Regions from separate parts of the Mus musculus genome. Here region 1 is linked to region 2. Evidence: chromatin contacts called from ENCODE Hi-C data. All regions are on one chromosome and are shown on one strand. The core of a region is the stretch at or near the end of the contact, and the rest is flanking DNA. Distances in the headings are between cores, read along the strand shown.

The links. A loop is a pair of places that touch in the nucleus more often than their neighbours do.
Region 1: a loop to region 2 is called in a map of v-Abl transformed pro-B cells, with 2.3 times the contacts of the local background. The contact joins the enhancer-like site here to the promoter of Scml4 in region 2. A Hi-C loop is called at or near these places in 6 of 37 maps with a recorded cell type or tissue (T-helper 1 cell, T-helper 17 cell, mature B cell and 2 more).

The regions. Positions count from the first base shown.
Region 1 is chr10:42,892,710-42,895,539 of GRCm38, forward strand. All of the region lies in intron 1 of Scml4 (Scm polycomb group protein like 4), which reads left to right. Among named protein-coding and RNA genes, the nearest start is that of Gm34006, 25 kb to the left of the region's middle. Within about 2 kb of position 1,327, at least 1 of the 3 ENCODE cell types and tissues checked has a DNase peak (open chromatin) inside an H3K27ac peak, as active enhancers do.
Region 2 is chr10:42,859,094-42,862,011 of GRCm38, forward strand. Scml4 (Scm polycomb group protein like 4) reads left to right here and starts at 1,419. Exons shown (of 9, transcript NM_172938.3): 1 at 1,419-1,760.

The DNA.
Region 1 (2,830 bases), core at 77-2,576, 34 kb after region 2:
CATGCATGCCTGTTATCTACAGAGGCCAGAAGAGGGTGTCAGGTGGGCTGGGACTGAAGTTATGGTTGGTTGTGAACCCCCATGGGGGGACTGGGGATTGACCAAACCTAGGTACTCTTGAAGAGCAACAAATGATCAAGAAGACCCCTGAGCCATCTCTCCGGCCCCACTACATCTTCTTCACACTGGAAGTCTCTCCTGTCTTGGCTCTGTTGGACATCTTGGGACGGTAGGGTATCTTTGAGTTTCCCTCAGTTAATTTTGTCTCCACATATAAAACATTTTTGAATCCCAGCTCTGTGATCTGTAGCACTGGACACCTCTCCCAAGCTCATTATTTGGCACGTCTGCCTTCCAAACCTTCATCCCTGTTCCCAGAAGCTGACAACTAAACCAGAAACCAGAAGCTTGTGGCTAGAGGCAACCTGTAGAGCTGTGATGTCACCCAAATTGGGTGTGGCTCATTAGTCGTGAACTCTACCCTACTGCATCTTCCTCCTGCTCATATGCTACTTAATATCTGTCTCGGAAACTTCTGAGACAGCTTGTCAAATGCTGGGCAGCTGTCAACAGTCTGGGGTTAATTCATGCTTCCGACCTCCATGTAACTACCCTGTTCTTTCTCTCAAGTAAATCTTAATTGGTTAACCCTTAAACTAGAAGGGGGTTAGTCCTTCTGGAGCCAGTGACACATTATAAACAAAGGCATCATCTTCTAGCAGTGTTTGTCATGGATCTGTTGGTAGTTCTGAAACGATTAATTGTCACACACAGAGTCCAGTTTGCTTTGAAGTTGGGAGAAAATGTGCTTTCCTTTTTCTTCTCCTGATTTCCCAGAAAACTCCCCAGACCTATTCACAGACTCTTGCTGTACCCCAGAGCTCATTTTGTCTGAGGCTAGCAAAATCTGACTTCACAAGTCCCTGAGCTGTGATGACTGTCTCCACCTGGACCTAGGACCCTTCATACTGTCTCACCTCTTGTCCCCTCATGTCTGGTCCCCACTCTTGTCTCCTCATGTCCAGTCCCCATTCTTGTCCCCTCATGTCCAGTCCCCACTATTGTCTCCTTGTGTCCGGTCTCCACTCTTGTCCCATCATGTCCGGTCCCCACTATTGTCCCCTAGTGTCCGGTCCCCACTATTGTCCCCTCATGTCTGGTCCCAACTCTTGTCCCCTCGTGTCCAGTCCCCACTCTTGTCCCCTCGTGTCTGGTTTCCACTCTTGTCCCCTCGTGTCCGGTCCCTACCTCTTGCTTCCCATCCCGTCCTGTGTCCTGCTGCTTCTCGTCTGTTTCTTACTAGACAGAAACAAGACAGCTCCTGAGTAGTTCCAGTGCCGTCTGGTTGGCTAATTTCCCAGGCTCCTGAAGGAGCAGGCTAAGTCCATCTTTGTTTCTGGCTTCTGGCACCTTTTGCTCTTCCAGGCTGTCTTTCCAGCTCTTACTGGAAGGACAGAGTCTCTTCCTTAAACAACCATGTGGGTGTATCTTTCTGTCTGCAGGAAGGCTTGCCCAGTTGCCTCACACAACCTCAGAGTGCCCCACGAATGCCTAAGTGTCCAGTGAATATTCATATAGATATGGGCTTTCAGAAAGCAAACTCATGAAGAACAGACTCAGTTGAGGCTACCCTGAGACCTTTGAGAGAGGAGACCTGCACTACTCCCAAGCCCTGCTTGTCGACTCCACCACCCTGGGAAGCACACTGGACAAAGGAGTCATTGTCTTGTCCTCTATTGACCTTTCCTTTGGCAACTAAGAATGGAAGCCTGCAGCTGTGTCATGCTCTGCCACCCCCTCACCCCCACCGCTGTCAGTGTTGGTTAAGGACCTGCTCACAGCCTGACCTGGAGAAGTCACATCATTTTCATCCAGCTCAGACATGGCACGTGAGGTGGTGGCAGTTATATCCTCCAGTTGTCTTAAGCTGAGTTTGATGGTCCCAGAACAGGAGCCTTCTTAGCTCTGCTGTAAACGTTTGACAGGCTTGCTCCGTATGCTAGGGGCTTCTCATAGTGCTGGCCTCAGAGTCTCACCGTGAGAACTGAATGGAGAAAGATTAGCATGTGTGTGTTCATCCTCTCTCTGTTGCCTTGTTGGTGCTGTGGACTCAGTCCTGTATGTGACTGTTCACCAAGGACAGTCCCCACGCCATGAAGGTCATGGTCAAGGGCCGGGGGAGTAGATAGCCTATCAACAGCAGGGCGCTCTGAGGGAAGGAGCCACTCCCACAGAGTCTGTGGCAGGCGTAGTCCTCACTCATACTGTCATTTTGGCTACTGGCCACTATCCAGTGTGTCCTGAGGTCACGCAGGGTCTGTTTCTCTTCAGGTGACCTGTGGGTGTGATCCAGACTCACCATCACAGAGAGAAGCTGTGCTAGTGATGGGGTGGTCAAGCAGTGGGCTGTGCTGGGTTTGCACACCCAAATATGTCAGTAGGACTCACTGGACATGTAGGGGTGCTCTGCCTTCCTCAGGGGACCCCTGAGGGTCTCCGTGTTGTAATTATAAAAAGATAAATAAATATAAGAATTTGTTCTGTGGGGGTGTAGTGAGGTGTGGAGGAAGGGGATGCCTCAGCGGGCCCATGCCAAGGCATCCCTTCCCCCTGAGGGACCAGCCACACGACAGTATAGTATAGAATAGAGTTTATTCAGGGCATGGGGAGGGGAGTTAAGAGAGTAGTAGAGGCAGAGAAAGGCAGAGAGGAGAGTAGAGGCTGGCCATGGCCACATGGAGAGAGAGGGGGGAGGGGAATGGGGAGAGGGGGAACAAGGGGGAAAGGAGCAAGGGAGAGAAGCAGGAATAAGACAGAGAGGAGGGGGGCA
Region 2 (2,918 bases), core at 169-2,668:
TCCCATGAGGAGAGAGCTCTATGTCTCTTCCCATCTACGTTCCTTAACAGCGTGAGTCTGCACTTTGTTGTGAACGTGTTACTTTTCCATTTCTACATCATGAATTTCAGTCCAAAGCCAGTCCCATAACCCTAATAATTTCTACTTGGGCCAAACTGTCTGTATCTTTCATAAAATAGAAATTTATTGAGAGCTTCTATGGGCCAATCTTGTTTCACTAATCAGCCTTTGATTCCCTTGGATGTCAAAGGGGACACATACTACACTGTTGGTACAAATTTTTGACTCTTTATGGCACTTGGTAGGAATGGAGACTGCCATCCAAGCTGGGCCAGGCCCCGGCCAGCCTGGGAACCACCTTGGGGCAGAGGAGTCAGGGCTGTGGCAGGCAGCGGACCTAGGCAGAAAGGACACATGCCACCCAGGGAATTCCTTCTTTCTTAGTAAGGATAATGCTTTGACTTAAAAAAAACATCAATTTCCTGTATCTATTTAATTTGAGGGGACAAATTTACTTCACACTACATATGCATTCAAATTGTAGGTCCTTTTTAATTTTTCATACTCAGTAACTGGCTAAGCTGTGACCCAGACCTTCCAAATTAGTTTAATGTCAGTCCTGGCTACAAGCATGCTCCCTGTCCCTAAAAGCAAACCCGGTAGACAGCCTGTATTTGTAAACCAGGTATCTTATAAGACACACTTGAGACACATCCCATTTCCCCAGATGAGTCAAGTCAGCAGCAGAAAACCTCGACTCACTTTATAAAAAGAAGGGAGGAGAAAAGGCACCTTCTCTGGTGTAAACTGGTTTAGTGGACAGGCAGTGGGTATGGAGGAGAGACAGCAGCCCTTTCCCAGGCAGGTCCCAAGAGTGTTTGGGCATGGAGAAACACTTCCAGATGTGCACACACAGATGTGGATTAAACGTAGGATAGGCAGCTTTAGAGCTAACAGGTACAGCCACAGTGTGTCATCAGTACAGGTCCACACCTCTGACAACACACAGGCTTTCTGTTGGTATACCATTGTTCTTTCTTTCTTCTTCTTTTCCCCCCAAAGCCAAACATTAGCCTTGTCAGATCGTAACAGTCTTATAAGCCTGGTGTGGCCCTCACTGCTGCAAGACTGGGACAAAGAGATGATGTTACAGTCTGGTTTCTATGGCAACGGAGGAGGGGTAATGAAAACTGAAATGCAGGAAACACCCATTCTGACTATTGTGACATAATTCAGTTTCTTACAAGGAAGTAACTATCTAAGAAGCAGAAGTATCATTACCTGGCGGCTGCTGTTCACAAAAAGCTGTGCTGTGTATTTCTCTTAGCTGGTCTGTCTGTACAGAGGAAAGAAATAACACACACACACACACACACACACACACACACACACACACACACACACACACACAGAGTCCTCGCTTTCTGCATGTAAAATGTGTGTGTGTTCTTTAGAAGCCAGCGGTTGGCTGGTTTTCCGGACATGATGTGGTTGAAGCTGTCATCGTAATGGAAATTCACTGCTGTAGCTATGGTAAATCGAGTGTTCTGCCTGTACTGAATGCATTAGTCTAATGAGATGTTTGCAGCGGCGGCGAGCTGGGCTGCTGGCGACTAGCTGTGAGGCAGGCGTAGCACACGGGTGGAAGATAGCTTGTGCCATACTCGCAGTGTGTGTGCAGGAAGTCACCTGTCTTCTAAGCCACCACTCCAGACCTCAGCAAGCAACACCCTGGTCAGGGCTCTGTGACCAAGCTGTAGGTAAGGGAGACGCATGCTGGCGGGTGTGCTGTGGTACATTGTATGGCTCCTTCTCTTTGGGCTGGCGGCACAACAGGTTACCTGCTTTAGTTTATTTGGGAGGGTTTGCATGCCTGCCTCTCTGGCAATGCACGAGTGTCTGGTGCTAAAACTACTGAGCCCGGTGGGTAAACTTCGGATCCTAACATGCAAAATATAATGTTTGATTTTTTTTAACTATATATCAAAGGGAGATTTAAAGTAAAAACACAGTTTATAACCATTTTTGACATGTATACACTTAACCTCTCTTTAAGTCTATATGTAAATATGTGCAAATTTTTTATTATTTCAAACATGAATATGGTTTTTTTCCTAATAATAATTTTGTCTTATTTTGTATTATTAATTTAAAATTTGTAGTATGGATTAGGTTACAAATATTTACCTAAAATTGATTATTAAAATTGGCTGTGATATAAGCACTCATCAAAGCATTTGTTTTCAAATTGAATTTTATTTACTTGTGTTGAATGCTGCAGATGGGATATTTCATGTGTTTTTGTTGGTTGCTGATGTACCAGTCATAGATAAGGAGAGTATTAATTGTTTGCAAGTTCCTGCTATTAGTTTTTTTAGGAGGAAATAACTAACAGGTTAGTATGGAATGTTTGGAGTTTCCCCAAGTTCAAAGACAAAGTCACCTCCTCCCCTCACACAGTCCTATGTGACCCCAAATAGCTTCCACTCATTCTGCCTGCAGCCCCGGGTGTCGTCTACAGGTTGCTCTGCGGATGGACAGGACCAGTGGGTATGGCTGCTGAGTTAGCAGTTTTCACTCATCATTGATGCGCTTGAGTCTAAGTTCTTGCCGTTATTTTCGACAATAAGCCAGAGGTGGCGGCTTGCTGTGTTGTCTTTCTAGGGTCATGACATTTCTCAAGAGGGCTAGGACCATCAGCAGCTCTCTGAGAAATGGGGCTTTGTAGCTGGGATGCTTGAAAAGTGATCCAGATGTGGTTGTTGTGTGTTCCATGTTTTTAATTCCTTTCTCAACTAAGGAACATTTTTTTTTGAAGGGTAAGAGACATAGATGTCTTTCCCTCCTCAAGACTTTTTTCTCATTAAGAACAAAACAAAACGGAATGTCTGGAGAACATGTAGAAGTATGGAGATGGC